Regions from separate parts of the Homo sapiens genome. Here region 1 is linked to region 2. Evidence: chromatin loops called from intact Hi-C (ENCODE). Cell type or tissue: IMR-90. All regions are shown on one strand.

What was found. A loop is a pair of places that touch in the nucleus more often than their neighbours do. Peaks named below come from ENCODE experiments on the same cell type or tissue, not always from the same donor. Only the 100,000 strongest peaks of a DNase experiment are listed, where the experiment ranks them.
Region 1: it touches region 2 in a loop (4-fold over the local background); 6 of 110 quality-filtered maps call a loop at or near these places.

The regions. Positions count from the first base shown.
Region 1 is chr10:30,032,789-30,040,788 of GRCh38, forward strand. The region is part of intron 2 of JCAD (junctional cadherin 5 associated); the gene reads right to left. Among named protein-coding and RNA genes, the nearest start is that of JCAD, 23 kb to the right of the region's middle. RefSeq lists an enhancer at 1,805-2,401. In IMR-90, no CTCF peak of the experiment used is centred here; no DNase peak of the experiment used is centred here.
Region 2 is chr10:30,345,775-30,353,774 of GRCh38, forward strand. MTPAP (mitochondrial poly(A) polymerase) reads right to left here and starts at 3,504. Exons shown (of 9, transcript NM_018109.4): 1 at 3,345-3,504. The coding sequence starts at 3,501. RefSeq lists enhancers at 1,984-2,484, 3,066-3,165, 3,176-3,245, 3,296-3,345, 3,376-3,515. In IMR-90, no CTCF peak of the experiment used is centred here; a DNase peak (open chromatin) is centred at 3,577; H3K4me3 peaks cover 1,310 bases; H3K27ac peaks cover 1,120 bases.

The DNA.
Region 1 (8,000 bases), 310 kb before region 2:
CTGACACTTGTAGCACAAACAGCAGCAGCTGCTTACACGGTGGTTGCTGTGTGCTAGGTCCAAGCCATGTGCTTTCTGCAAACTAACTCATTTAAGCTTCACCAACATCCTTCTGAGGTAGAAGCTACTGTCAATACCACTCTACAGAGGAGGAAACTGAGGCACAGGTGTTAAGTAACTTGCTTAATACTAACATCTACTGGGCACCCATGCTGTACCATGCATGGTGCTAAGCATGCCAAGTGAATTATTTCATTTCAACGTTATAATTACCACTACTTCCCGCTTTTACAGATAAGAAAACTGAGGCACAGGTAGGTTAAATGATTTCCCCAAGTTACACAGCCTGCAAGGATTTGTGAAAGAGCTCTAAGCCAAGAAATGTGAACCTAAAACGCTCAATTAACCCTGCATTTTACTTCTTCCAGTGTAATGAAAACGCCCTCAGGTGCTTAATGTTCATGGATGAATTGTATTCCCTCACACACACAGGATTTACTTAACCCTTTACCAGTGTTGGACATTGATGTGGATTCTATTCTAAAACACTTTGAAAAACACTATTGTTCACAAACACGTGATGTAGGTCTCAGATCATTTAGAGTAAGTCCTTAGAAAAGAAGTGAGTAGATCATGGGGTGTTGTGTGATGCATGTTGTCAAACTGACCTTAGATAAACTATCCAATTTATAGTCCCTCCTGTCGTGCAGAGGAGAGCCGGTCTTGCTGAACCTTTTCATCCCTAGTTATTACAACTATTTTTCCCCATAACTTCTCACTACTTTAATTTGCATTTCTTTGATTACTAGTGAGGTCGATTTCTTTTTCCCCATGTGCTTAGGTGTTATTATACATTTTGTGGTTTCGAATGATTCCAGCAACACAGTCTGCTTTTCAGCTGGTGGCACAGCAGAGTGAACACAACATGAAACTGGGAGGTGCAAGGCCACCAGTTCTATGCAGCAACAGTGCGTGAAGCCTGGAAGAGTCCCTGCTGGGGCCTGGGCTGCAGGAGAGCCCTTCCAATCACAGAGGCAGAAGGCTGTGGGCAGGAGCCCTGGTAAAAACTTCTATTTTTATTGCTACTATTCTTATTTTGGAATTACCTCTTTGCCTTAAAAGGTAAGGATAGCCCCTCAAACTCTGTATCCAAGGCCGGGTGCAGTGGCTCATGCCTGTTATCCTAGCGCTTTGGAGGCTGAGGTGGGTGGATCACCTGAGGTCAGAAGTATGAGACCAGCCTGGCCAACACAGTGAAACCCTGTCTCTACTAAAAATATAAAAATCGGCCGGGTGTGGTGGCGGGCATCTGTAATCCTAGCTACCCGGGAGGCTGAGGTGGGAGAATCGCTTGAACCCGGGAGGAGGAGGTTGCAGTGAGCTGAGACCATGCCACTGCACTCCAGCCTGGGCGACAGAGCAAGACTCCATCTCAATAATAATAATAATAATAATAATAATGATAATAACAATAATTCTGTATCTACTTCTACCCCCTGTTAACTTGTTAGGCAGTCATTTACAGCAAAGCTTAGTTATGGGCTGGAAAACCAGAAAATATCCAAAATCAATCTGAGGTAAGACATTTGCCACTGAGCAGCCTCAATGCTTCTGTGTTAACGACCTGTACATGGTATAAGACCTGTACTGTCTTAACACCGGGCACGGTAGGAGGTCACAATTTCTGTGTTGCTTTTGTTGTCATTGAAATTATGTTTTGAGCATTTGGGTTTTGAATGCTGAGAAGACTGCTTCCTGGTCAGGTTCGACACAGATTAGTCATTTTGAAAGCCATCGTCACTGGCCCCTCTGCATAGCCCCTTTCCTCCCTCCCTCCCCACTTTAGCTGAGCCAGGCTTGCAGCTCCAGAAGCCACAGAGTCCTCCCCTGGGGACTCCTGTGTGACCGCCCATCAGTAGCCTGAGAAATGCTGTAGAACATGAACCACTGAAAAGTCTTCAGCACCTACTGTCTATAGGCTCCCAGACTCTATAGAAAATCCAAGGGCAAGACTTAAAAACTACCATGTAATAAGGCATTACAATTGTTACACCCCACTGTGAAAGGCTAAAAGAAATCATTAGGAAGTATGCGGTTGGTGCTTTGCATCAGAAACAATCTACCCTCTTACCTCTGCTCTTAGGCTGATGGTGAGTAGGCTTTTATGAAGCACCGTTCTCATTCCTGACAGTCCTGTGAACGCTTTCCTGGATTGCATGACTTTAGGGAGGAAACCGTACCGTGTGGCTTTGACGCGTTTTTCTCAATTGATATTCGGGTTTCACAGTGTGCTTAGAGAAGGGGCTAAAATCCTAAGGTGCTACTTGTGCAAGTACACGCCACGAGCATAATCAGAAGACAGATAAAAAATGACAGAAATAGGACAAGAATACAAACAGCCTGTCACTTCCTACAGAGGGAGCGTGGTTGGTTTTCTTCTCCACCCAAAAATGTTACACTATCACTTTAACTTTGTCAAAACTGCCATATATAACAAACCAAAATAACTAAGAATTTTGGGTTAAACTTCCTTCTGTTTGCACAAGGTGCCAAAATTCCAATTTAATAAAAATACAGGTCATCCGGGAAATTTTAAATTATCTACTTTGCAACGCAGTCCACATGACATAGAAAACTATAAACCATTTAATTAATAAACATCTATTTTGTACCTAGCAAGGGCTGGGCTCTGACAGGTGCAAGCGGACTCCCCATGGGGGTCGCTCTGGTAGATTTCTCCTTCAGACAAGTTAGCAAGAATGGCTCTTCTAGTAGCTTCGCTATAGGACGCCCATTACCAGCTAAAATGTGTACTGCTGCATAGGGTTTCAAAGCCAAAAATATATTTTCTGATATGTTTAAGGAAATGAGATCAAATTTTTCTTTTTAGAAAAATGAAACTAATTATCTTACATTTTAAAAGACATTAACAATGGCACTTCTAGGAAAACATGCTGAACACATTAACACAGGGTGGGAAAAAGATAAGGAAAGCAAAGTGGAATGTGATCGCCCAGACAAATTGTGTCCATGAGTTCAATGGGACAAGCAGGGTCTTTACACAGAATTCCCGGGTGAACGGGACGGAGATGAAACAGAAGTTACACTTGCCAACAGCCCCATCTCTCATCTCAGGAGAGATGAGGCCAGCGAAACAACTACTAGCAACTGCTTGGGAAACATCTGAAATATGAGCATGTGAAAAACAATATGTTTAACAGAAAATGAGCAAGTCTATTCACTGCATATGCAGCAGCTAATTATGAGAAAAATTAGGAGACAGTTCTGTTCATTCACATGACTCCTTCTCAACCACAATGGAAAATGATACCCTTCTTTTAAAAAGTGATTCTCCTTAGAATAGCAACATTTGGGCTGGGCACAGTGGCTCACGCCTATAATCCCAGCACTTTGGGAGGCTGAGGCGGACGGATCACCTGAAGTCAGTAGTTCAAGACCAGCCTGACCAACACGGTGAATGAAACCCCGTCTGTACTAAAAATACAAAAAATTAGCCAGGCGTGGTAGTGGGTGCCTGTAATCCCAGCTACTTGGGAAACCGAGGCAGGAGAATGGCTTGAACCCAGGAGGTGGAGGTTGCAGTGAGCTGAGATTGCACCACTGCACTCCAGCCTGGGCAGTACAGAGCAGGACTCCGTCTCAAAAAAAAAAAAACAAAAAAAATGCAACATTTGGAATGCCTGTAACCACTGGCTCACATTCCCCATCTTCTCAGTGGCCTCCAAGGTCCTCATGAGCCACACTGACTTGTTATCACCCAGGCAGCTGCAGCCTGGCACTGGGCCTGATACCCAGGAGCACGGGATAGATGTGTGGATTAACTTAAGAAATCAGCCAGAGGCTTGCTGCCTGCCTAATGAACTGGGGGTTCTGTGGGAAGTGAGACAAACAGTTACCCTTCCCTCCTCCATGAACAAAATCCTGAGCCTGGTCCTCCCGTGGGGGCCCTCAAAGTCCAGTCAGCCATGCTTCGCTGTGGTCATTGGGGTGGGGCTGGGGAGGCCCCATTAAAGCCATGCCTTTATCCAGCGATCCCTTCCTGGTTCCCAGATCTGCAGTCTAGCAGATGCCTGCTGCTTTCCATTGCTTTCCAACCCTAGTGTCATGTTCTAGACCAGTGGATGGTCATGACACACTGGCCTAGCCTGTTCCTTCAAAAGCCCCTCCCCTTCCGGAGGCGTCTGTATCTAGGCATTGGTATCCAGATACAGAAACTGACCGCCAAGGCTGTAGGTCTCACTGAAAGAGCCAGGAGCAGCGTTCTCCTCTGGTTGGCAGAAGGGGCTTTGGGCATCTCTTTAGAGCGACTCACATTCACCAACCCCGCTGTCAGGTGCCTAACATGCTTCTGTGATGGCCTCAGCCATGTTCCGCTCCAGAATTTGCTCTGAAAGCTCTCTGGGCCTGGAAGCCTGCAATTTCTTTTTTCAGCATGATTTGGTCTATTCAGTATACCACCCCGTGCAAATATCCCTCTGATACAGGGTAACGAATGGGCTAATTTTGGAAAGGGGAAATCTGGGGTCCGGAGAAGATGAAGACTGAAGTATAGAGGTTAGCATAAAATTAAAGGTCAGTCAGAAAAGAGAAAACTGCTCTGAAAACATAATGGATGAATATTACTCTTCAGCAAAGTTCAATTTGAACAAGAATTGTAGGTTGCGCTGGCAGAATGGTAACTAGAAAATCCACAAATGCCCAGTCAGACTGCTAATGCATTGTCAGGCCTGCTTTTTATGATGTCACAATGAATGACTCTAGATGACAGGCAGTGCAGATTCAGTTAAAACATAAAGTACCTGGCGGACTATTTCTGGAGGTTACAGTTTTGTTATTAAAAAAAAATACACAAATAATGGGTCTGGAAGAGGAAGCATAATAAATTTGAGGACTCAGAAGTGATGCTAAATTTGGACATTTGAAGAAGGGGCACAGGAAAGCAATTCAAAGGCACTTGAGTTATCAACGTGCACAGAGGAAATTAAGTAGGAGGCATGTTGGAAAGGCACCCACTGATATCGACCTGGATGGAAGCCCCTGAAGTCGCAGTTCCTCCACAGCATGGGCTTTGAACTCCTGCGCTTGGGTCTGGCTTCCACAAAGATGAACTCAGAATGGAAAAATTAAAAAAAAAAAAAAAAAAAAAGTTGGAAGCCATTGCCACTACAGTGCCAACCTGGCCAGCCACAAGACCATAATATTTTTTAAACTCTGACGGCTAGAAATGGACACAAATTGCTCTTTTGTGGTTGCCAGCAGGTTTCTGAATCATCTTTGGGTTAGGGCTTCAGTAGACTTTTGATTTTGCAAGGTCTAGTAAAGAACTTTTATACACACAAGTTAAGTCGGAGGCCACGGTCCACCGGCCCCACCCCTGGGACTGGGTTTTGGGGTTGTTGCTTCCTTTTCATAAATTAGTAAATTCACAACTGGTGCTGATGTGAAGGATGGCGCCAGCTTGGAAACTGTCATGGTAATTCTAGTAGTGTTTAATGCACGTAACAAAATCAGGGGCTGGGAGACTACTCATGCAAGGGGGCGCCTCATTGATGTGGACCACTGACCAACCTACAGGTAGCGAAGACAAAGAGAGAGCCGGCACGGAGGTTCATGCCTGTAATCCCAGCACTTTGAGACGCTGAGGTAGGAGGATCGCTTGAGCCCAGGAGTTAGAGACCAGCCTGGGAAACATAAGGAGACCTAGTCTCCACAAAAAATTTAAAAAGAAAAATTAGCTAGATGTGGTGGTGAGTGCCTGTGGTCCTAGCTACTCGAGATGAGCGGGAGGATTGCTTGAGCCTGGGAGGTCAAGGCTGCAGTGAGCTGAGATGGTGCCACTGCACTCGCCTGGGTGACAGAGAGAGACCCTGTCTCAAAATAAAAAAAAAAAAAAAAAGAAAGAAAGAAAAGAAAAGAGAAAGAGAAAGAGAGAAGAGAGAAGAGAGAAGCAGGATGGAGCAAAGGGATACAAATGAAGGAAGAAGGGTATAGGTCCATGTGGAAGGAGAAGGAAAACAATAACCTGGAGAAAAGGTAGGTGGAGCTTGTGAGGGCTCCTGGGGCAGCCGCCAGCTGCGTGTACTAATGTGTCCCCGATGAAGGTGCTAGAACCTCTCACTGGGAGTCAGGGTATCTCTGAACAACATCCTTCCTGCAACTGCACTTCTAAGGGAAGAAAGCTGGGTCATAAACCCCTAACCCCCGACTCACGCCAGCTATTTAAATGAGCCCACTCCTTTTACTGATTAACATGGCAAGGACGCACTGATGCCTTCTAATGAATGTAAAGGCAAGAAGCCACACTGGGTGGCCCTTACTTGGAGGCAGACTCCCTAGAGGGCCAGATGCTGACGCCCCTCCCATGCTAGGATCCCACTGATAGAGGACCCTGTCCCTCCACATCAATGATCATCCTGGGAGCATCCCAGGTCCTACAGGAAGCCACCCCTGAGGGTGTTGTCACAGGCAGGGACAGGAAGCACTAGAGAAATGGTTCCCCACCCGAGTGACTAGGAGAAGTCCTGGTGACTGCACGCAGGGCAGACACTGTTCCCTCCCACAACGTGAGGCCCTTCCCACCTGATGGGTGGGCAGCTGGACCGGCCTCGGCTTCTGATGCCTCATCTGTACTGCAGGGACAGAATCCTTCCTTTTGAGTTTTCTGGGAGGGATGAAATGAGATAATACCTTCAAAGTGTTATTCATCACTTTCTTGTGGATTCCCTAACTTGAGGAAGAAAAGGTATAGATGGAGAAAAATAGGCTGAGAAAACAATGTCTGTGGCCAGTCCTTGGGGAGCCGGATGAACCTGCAGTTGACACCCAAAGACGGCTGCCCAGGGTCAACGGAACAGTCCAGGCTCGGGGCACGTGCAGAGGGGTGGTTTCTGGCTTCTCATCACACCAACAGGGAGCAGTGTTGGAACGTTGCCAGGAGAGTGGTGAGCAGCTGCCCTGGGCACTGGAGGGGCGGCGTGGGTTTAAAGGCCAACACCACGGCTGTCCAGTGGAACGCTGTCGGCAGCGTCCTTAACTGCCCCTGCCTCTGATGCCTCATCTGTACTGCAGGGACGGACTACGCCTTCCTTTTTGTATCCTGGGAGGAATGAAATGAGATGATACATTCAGAGTGTTTAGCACAGTGCCTGACACATAAGAAGCCCTTGTTTCATTTGGTATTAACTCAATTAAAATACATTCTCAATGGAGTAGGTTATCTTGAAGCTCTGTTTGCTTGATCGCCTGGGGAAGGGGGTGCGGGTGGCACACAGGAAAGGGTGAAGAACCGAGTGTCTGTCTGAAGGTGATGATTATTTCAGATCGGCATTGTCTTTGTCTAAGCTGTAATCAACAGGCCTTCACAATGCCAGGAAAGAGTGACGTAGCTGACTGTCATCACAAGACGCTGCTCCTCCTGGGGATGGCTGGTCTCTGATGAAGAAGCTACACCCATTTCCACAATACGGATGCAGAACAAACCAGTATTTCATTTATTAAAACAAGGCAGGAAGAGAAGCTCTAATCCATTCTCTCTCATGCGTATCTAATAGGTAAGGCAGATTATTTCAGTATTTTCATATTTTCTCTTTAATAAGGGCATGTCAGATTTTTACCATGTTAAACTGCTTTCACCAGTGTGAACCACAGAGTGCCATGATAGACATGGAGAAAGACCAGCCTCGTTCTCATTTGCCTTTTTCTAGCACCACTCTTGCTTTCATTTACTTATTCATTTATTCAACAAATATTTATGGAGTATTCGCGGTGCCTCCGACCCACGGTTCTTCAGAAGCCAAGATGAGGGCTGTGAGGAGCAGAAAAGGTGGTCACTAGTCATGGGTTTCTGAGAGCCTGAAGGACCCTGCAGCTGGGTCTCTGGTGATGACACCCTAGGGAGGCCGCCTAAAGGCCCCAGGCCCCATAGCTGCACAGCGGCCCACCAGTGACACCCCCAGTCCACAACCTGTCCTTTGTCGAGA
Region 2 (8,000 bases):
AGTGGCTCATGCCTGTAATCCCAGCACTTTGGGAGGTCAGGGAGGGTGGATCACTTGAGGTCAGAAGTTCCAAACCAGCCTGGCCAACATAGTGAAATCCCATCTCTACTAAAAATACAAAAAATTAACCAAGTGTGGTAACGCGTGCCTGTAATCCCAGGTACTCAAGAGGCTGAGGCAGGAGAATCGCTAGAAGGCAGAGGTTGCACTGAGCCGAGATAGCGCCACTGAACTCCAGCCTGGGTGACTGAGAGACTCCTTCTCAAAAGAAAAAAAAAAAAAAAAAGACAGAATACTATCCTGTATTTAGAATTAAAAACAAAATAAAGATGCATGCACGTAATGGGGGAAAAATTAACCTAGCAGTTTTATAAAAGAGGCCTGAAAGTCTGATGCATCATAGGAATGTCTTAACTTCTGGATTGAGGATAGGAAGAGAATGAATTCATATAAAGAACTTCAGGCCTTATTGAGACAAACGTTTTTAAAAATCCAAATTTAAGGGGTAATAACACTTCTTTGGTACTTACTAATCAGGCCACATATGGAGTACATGTTCTACTCTGGACATAATAGATAAGCCAGAGAGCATCCAGAGAGGAATAACAAAAAGTCTAGAAACTCTAATATACAATTACTACAGATAAAGAGAGGATTTACAGCCTGGAAAAAAAAAACTGTAAGAATCTGAGAGCTGAGCACTGGCTTTAAACATAATATAGCACCTTCTCTTAATAGTTTTCCAAGCACTGTCACATACACACTCTTCTGAAATTCACAATAACCTTTTAAGATAGACAGGGTAGGTATCACTGCAGGTGAAAAAAACTGCCCAAAGTCAAATACCTAATAAGCTGGGTAGCCTCCTGCAGTTTAGCTGTTGTTGGTTTGGCTGCTGGCATCCAAACAACAGCTAAACCTGTTCAGGTAACAGTTCTGGTAACAGCACACCCCTGCTAGTAAAAAACCACTCTATGTGGTTGTGGTGGAACTGTCACACTTATCCCCCACCCCATGAGATAGGGATTATCAGACTATTTTGGACACCTCCTCTTCATCCAAAGGGTGGGCATGTGATCAATCGGAAGCCGCAAGCATGTGAACGTGGAGCTGCTGGTGACCATCACCCCCATCATCAACATCCCATGTAGAAGAGCCCAAGATTATAAGGCCACCAAAAAACAGCTAAGGAAAATGAAAATATCTCACACTGACCACGTCAAACCAATTGACCTTAAAGTATGATATATGTCTCTTTCTGGAGTTTGGTTACACAGATTGGTATAGTCTCCCTTTTCTACTTAAGCTATTTTGAGTTAGTTTCTGTTACCTGTATCAGAAAGAATCCCGAATAATACACCATGTACTCTTATTGTCTTTCTACTACAGCTCTTTCCACTACTAACATGAAACCTATGTCAAAACTAAGACCAACCTGGAAATGGGAAATTAACAGATTTTAGCTCACTATAAATATTTTTCAACCATTAGAGGCTGACCAAAAATGGAATTGACTGATTTATGCAACAATGTTCCTTATTGCTATAAACTGGTAATGAATCCTCACACTGAATGAAAAACTGAATTGGATATTTCTCAAGTTCCTTCCAATTATAAAATCACATGCTTCTAGGTGAGTATAAGGTGTACTTAACTGTCCTTCTTTAAAATGGTAAAGACATCCAAATGAGGATTTTGTTATTTCCTGCAAGAATCCCTGAATATTTAGTCGTATTATTCTAATGACACAAAATGAAACATTTCCTTAAAAAAGAAAAATAGCAAAGCTACAGTAAATGAAGAGTATAGTCTTGGAATTAGAAGTGAGTTTTACTGGCTGGGCGCGGTGGCTCACGCCTGTAATCCCAGCACTTTGGGAGGCCAAGGCAGGCAGATCACCTGAGTCTGGAGTTCAAGATCAGCCTGGCCAACATGGTGAAACCCCATCTCTACTAATAACACAAAAATTAGCCAGGCGTGGTGCCACGTGCCTGTAATCCCAGCTACTCGGGAGGCTGAGGCAGGAGAATCACTTAAACCCGGGAGGCCAAGGTTGCCGTGAGCCAAGATCGTGCCATTGCACTCCAGCCTGGGTGACAGAGCAAGACTTCGTCCCGAAAAAGAAAAAAAAAAAACAGTGGGTTTTTTAATTTTTGCCACCGAATAGCTGAGTTTAGCTTGAACTACTCAAGCTACCCTTGGACTACCCTGTTCCCTCATCTATAAAATGGAGTAACAGTTATTTCCTTCCACACCTACGCTACAGGGTTGTTTCATATATCAAAGAGCATATGAACATACTCTCAAATTTAAACACCCATACAAATGTTAAATTACAATAGCTTTTTTGGCAGAATCCTTACTCAAATTTTCAGCGTTACTTAGAAATGTTCAACAGAAGTAGCTTCCACTAAATACAATCCAATCAATATTTGAATGAAATACATAAAGATTTCTCACTGCCTGCCAATGTAAGTCTTTTATACAGTCTGATAAAGACACCAGCTTATTTTAGGGAAAAAATAGCTCCAAGGAATCGTAGAAGTCAATACATTTTGTTTAATAATTTGACTAGAAGTCTAAATTAACTGAGCTAGTGACCTTGCCTAAGTTATTTACCTCTTTGAACCATTTTCTACATCTGTAAAATGGACACAGTGATACATTTCTTGCAAGATCGTTTTAAGAACTGTAAATAGAATACACAAGCTCTTGAGTCACAAGAGAGGTTCAATAACACTGGCTTCTCAATACACAAAGAAGCATATAAATGTAGAACGAACGCGGGACAACAGCCTGTTGCAGTGAATCCAAATCTGTTACCAGACTGATTTGGTTCAAAATGGCCAAAAAGAATAAAGTAAACGGCAGTACATTTCATAGACAGAACCCTATGTCTAGGAACCAAGAATCCTCTTGATTCATCAGGCTACAATATAACTCGGCCTCCAGCAACAACTTAATGTATCAAAATCAGAAATATACGTACACGATGCAGCGACTGGCTCAGGTGTGTAGCATTACTATCATTGGGAACACTATTTCGTCAAACTGTAAAGTGCAAGCAAACTGGGTTCCTGACCTGAATTTCATGGAAGTCTAAACAACTCCATTACTGTACACAGGAGTCGCCCCAAACAAACATCACACATCTCACTTCTGCCTCAGCAACGGCGGCGACCCTGGGTTCCCCTACAGAGATCAGAGGAGAGGAGAGGACAGGACACAGCCCCACCCTCTTGCCAAAGGGTCCACAGCCGTTTCCACAGGCCACGTGTTTCCCCGTGATCCCAGACTCCTCGCCCGCTGTGGGACGGAACTACAGGGCAAACCGGCGCCATCACCTGTCTCCACGCTCCCTGAAGGCTGCTCGTCTCTCCTAAGGTCTTTGGCCACAGTTCCTGGGCAACTCAAAAGCCTGACGATAGGCCGCTGGACTCGAGTTCTTCTCCGGGCACACAGGTTCAAACGGGTCAAGAGCCCCACGCCGGGAACCGCCATTGCTAAAAAAAAAAAAAAAAAAAAAACAGCACTAGCGCGAAGCTGAAAGGTCAGCGCGTTTTCGCGCATGCGTCGGGGGGGAGGGGGGGGGCAAAAGAAATGGGAAGCCTCGAGGGTCAAACTAGGCGAAAGAAGTTCGCTTTTAGAGGAAGAGAGGAAATTGAGGCCGGAAAGAAGATACCTAAGCTTTCAGACATGGTTTACTTCCACAGTCACACAATTTACCAAATGAAAAGTTCCATAGAAGGAGCGCTCCACCTACTCTTGTAAATAGCATCATGAAAATAGAACCAGAGCCCGGGCGCGGTGGCTCATGCCTGTAATCCCAGCACTTTGAGAGGCTGAGGGAGGTGAATCTCCTGACGTTACGGGTTCGAGACCAGCCTGGCTAACATGGCGAAACCTTGTCTCTACTAAAAAATACAAAAAAATTAGCTGGGCGTGATTACATGCCTGTAATCCCAGCTACTTGGGAGGCTGAGGCACGAGAATCACTTGAACCCAGGAGGCGAAGGTTGCAGTGAGCCGAGATCGCGCCACTGCACTTAAGCCTGTGCAACAGAGCGTGACCCTGTCTCAAAAAAAAAAAAAAAAAAAAAGTTAAAATAATGGAAAGGCTTTTAACCTCTCTGAAAGGGGCACCAGGAGCAGGCAGGGCATCATCATCTTCCTTGAACCATGTGAGGACATTTTACAACCTCTGCCAATATGCCTCAATTCAAATTAAAATTCAAGTGGTTTTGCCAGCCCCTCCTCCAAGTGAGAGGTACATACCTCATCTTAAAGCCATACGAAAGGCATTGGAGAGGACTGGTTCAGTCTTCTCATTTTGGACATGAGAAAGTGGGGCACAGATCAGACAACGACTGGCTATAGGTCACACCTGGGGAGTCAAAGTTTAAAGTCAGAGCTCTGCCCTTGATTCAAGGCTCCTCCTCAGTGCCTGTGTCATAACCAGTGGCCCTTGCTCGGGTGCCTGGGAAAAGGACATACGAAACAGTGCAAAGAAGCCTGCAACTGAAGGCAGCCTCCCCGGGGGAATACACTGCTGCTGGAGGCGAAAGGAAAAGCAAGGGGCCTCGCAATCGGAGCGTGAGAGAGGACAAACCAGCACCGGAACTGACTAGCCAGCTCTGTGTTAGCATGGTGCTATTGCCTTGCAGGTATTTTCCTTTTTAATCATCTCAACAAATCTGAGTGATTAAACCCATTTCATGGATGAGAACACGGAGGCTTAGAGACAGTAAGTAACTTGTCTAAGGTGGCCTCATTAGAAGTTGGCTGTGCTGGCTGGGTGTGGTGGCTCACGCCTGTAATCCCAGAACTTTGGGAGACCAAGGCGGGAGGATCACCTGAGGTCAGGAATTCCAGACCAGCCTGGCCAACATAGCGAAACCCTGTCTCTACTACAAATACAAACATTAGCCAGGTGTGGTGGTGGGCACCTGTAATCCCAGCTACTTGGGAGGCTGAGGCAGGAGAATCACTTGAACCCAGGAGGCAGAGGTTTCAGTGAGCCAAGATTGTGCCACTGCACTCCAGCCTGGCAACAGAGCAAGACTCTGTCTCAAAAAAAAAGTTGGCTGTGCCATTTGACCCCAGGTCAGTCCCCAGATCCTGGGCCTTCCACTCGGACACACACTCAAGGCCACCCTCAGGCCACACAGAGTCCTGCCACTCCCACATGGATGTTGAAGAATCTCAAAGTTAGATAGAAGTATATTTGATTTTGATACTTCCAAGGAAAGTCCTGCGTAAGCAATGAGTTTGGGGATGGATGTGAGGACTTTTTAATTTTTGTGGGGGATATTTAATCCCTTTAGCAGAATAAAATGTTCTCCAGCCACTTGGCAGTAGGTACTTTTTTTTTATTTTATTTTTTGAGACAGAGTCTTGCTCTGTCGCTCAGGGTAGAATGCGTTAGTGCAATCTCAGCTCACTGCATCCTCCTCCTCCTGGATTCAAGCAATTCTCCTGCCTCAGCCTCCCAAGTAGTTGAGATTACAGGCACCTGCCATTATGCCCGGCTAATTTTCGTATTTTTGTAGAGACAGGTTTTCACCATGTTGCCCAGGCTGGTCTTGACCTCCTGAACTCAGGTGATCCACCCACCTCGGCCTCCCAAAATGTTGGGATTACAGACGTGAGCCACTGCACCCAGTTGAAAGTAGCTATTTTTATAGAACTATTCTGTCGTAAGGTATTACTTCTAGCTCACTGGCCTGCATCTTCCAGAAAAGAAAACTTTGCATTTAATGTTTAAAATGAAATAAATGCTTATTTTTATAAGGTTGATATGGTTTGCATCTGTGTCCCCACCAAATCCATGTTGAGATATAATCCCCAGTGCTGGCCGTGCGGCCTGGTGGAAGGTGTTTGGATCATGGGGGTGGATCCCTCATCAGTGGCTTAGCGCCATCCCCTTGGTGATAATTGGATGTGTTCTCGGAAACCTGGTTGTTTAATAGTTTGTGGCACCTCCCCTCGATTTTGCTCCCGCTCACTCCATGTGACGTGCCTGCTCCCCCTTTGCCTTCTGCCATGATTGTAAGCTCCCCGAGGCTTCCTCAGAAGCAGAGGCCAGTGCCATGTTTCCTGTACAGCCTGCAGAACCATGAGCCAATTAAACCTCTTTTCTTTGTAAATTACCCAGCCTCAGGTATTTTTTTATAGTGATGCAGGAAGGGCCTAATGCAAAGGCGTACTGTTTTGTTTTGTTTTCAAGCTAAGGTATATTGTTTATGCCTTATTACAAATTTGAGGGATATCAGAAACTGGGGGATACTGTAAGCCCAGCAAGGGGAGGAATACTCTATGGCTTCAAGCCTGGGCTCTCCTGCATATGGGGTTTCACAATGGGAATGGTGCTTGATGCATTCAACTAATACCTTATTTGTAGACATCTGTATCATTTTCAGCTTTTAAAATATGATCAGCTACATTGTAGCCAATATCCCCAGTTAAGTCACAGCTGATATACAACTTTATTTCCTTATAATAAAATACTAGAAGTTACTGGTCAGATTTAAGATGTTCAATACAAATTGCTCTCTAGAAAAACTGTTCCATTTTACCTTCAGACAACAGTTATGAAAGGCTCATTTTTCCAAACCCTCATGGTTTGGAAACTATATTCATGGTTTCCAAATCTCCTGTGTCCCCACTAAATCTCATGTTGAATTCTAATCCCTAATGTTGGAGATGGGGCCGGGAAGTAATTGGATCGCAGGCGCAGATTTCCCATGAATGGTTTACACCATCCCCTTGGCACTGTCCACACGATTGTGAGTGAGTTCTCATGAGATCTAGTCATTTAAAAGTGTGGCACCTGCCCCCTCACTCTCTCTGGCTCCTGCTCCCACCTTGTGAGATGTCTCGCTCCCCCTTCGCCTTCCACCGTGACTGTAAGTTTCCTGAGGCCTTCCCAGAAGCTGAGCAGATGCCAGCATCATGGTTCCTGTACAGCCTGTGGAACTGTGAGCCAGTTAAACTTCTTTTCTTTAGAAATTCCCCAGTCTCAGATATTTCGTTATAGCACTCACTAACACTCACTAACTCTGAGTTTGCTTTTTCTTTTTTATTATTACTAGATGAATATTATTTTATGTATTCATTGCCCATTTGTATTTCTTCTTTTCTGAATTGCCAGTGTATTTCCTTGACTCATTTTTTTTCTATTACTGTGTTTGTCTTTTTCCCGTTTGTTGATGAGTACCTTCATATAGTGGGAATACCCACACTGATATACTTCATTATATAAAAATCGAAACTTCTGTATGTTACAAAACACCAGAAAAACAAATGAAAAGACAGAAGAAATTATCGAGAAAAACAAATTTACAATGAATAGAACAATTTTTCTTTATACCTTCTGTACAGTACTGAGCATCACACTTAGAAAGTCCTTCATAATCCTCAAGATCAGGTAAATGTTCATTTTTTGTTATCTCTTAGTTTGTTAGTATGTTTATAGTTTTATTTGTTAACATCTTTACAACAACTGGAATTAGTTTCTGGCATGAAGTTTAAAGCAGTAATAATTTTAGCTGGATTTTTTCCCAGGAAGTTAATTAATTGCCCTAACAAAACTTATTGAACAATTCTTCTTTGCTCACAGGGTCTTAACTCCACCTTTATCATATGCTAAAAAGTATGTTCTTATAAAAATTCAGATTAGTTTCTGGACTTCCTATTCTGTTATTCTGTTCCATGATCTGTGATCTTTTCTAAATTCTAAAGCTGTCCCTATTCCAACAAGGGCTCCCAAATTCTCAGAAATAGAGTTTGCATTGCTTTGGTCATCTCTGTTCATATTCTTATCTCTTATGTTAGACTGTGAGTTCCCTGAGGAATGGGAACTCTCCCTGTGACCGTGAGTTCCCTGAGGGAAGGGAGGTCTCACTCCTCTTTGTACCCCGAGAGCCGAGTGTGGTGTAATGAAGGGAGGGCAAAACAGCACATGGGGAAATGAGGAAGCCCCAGGATTACAGTTGCCAGAT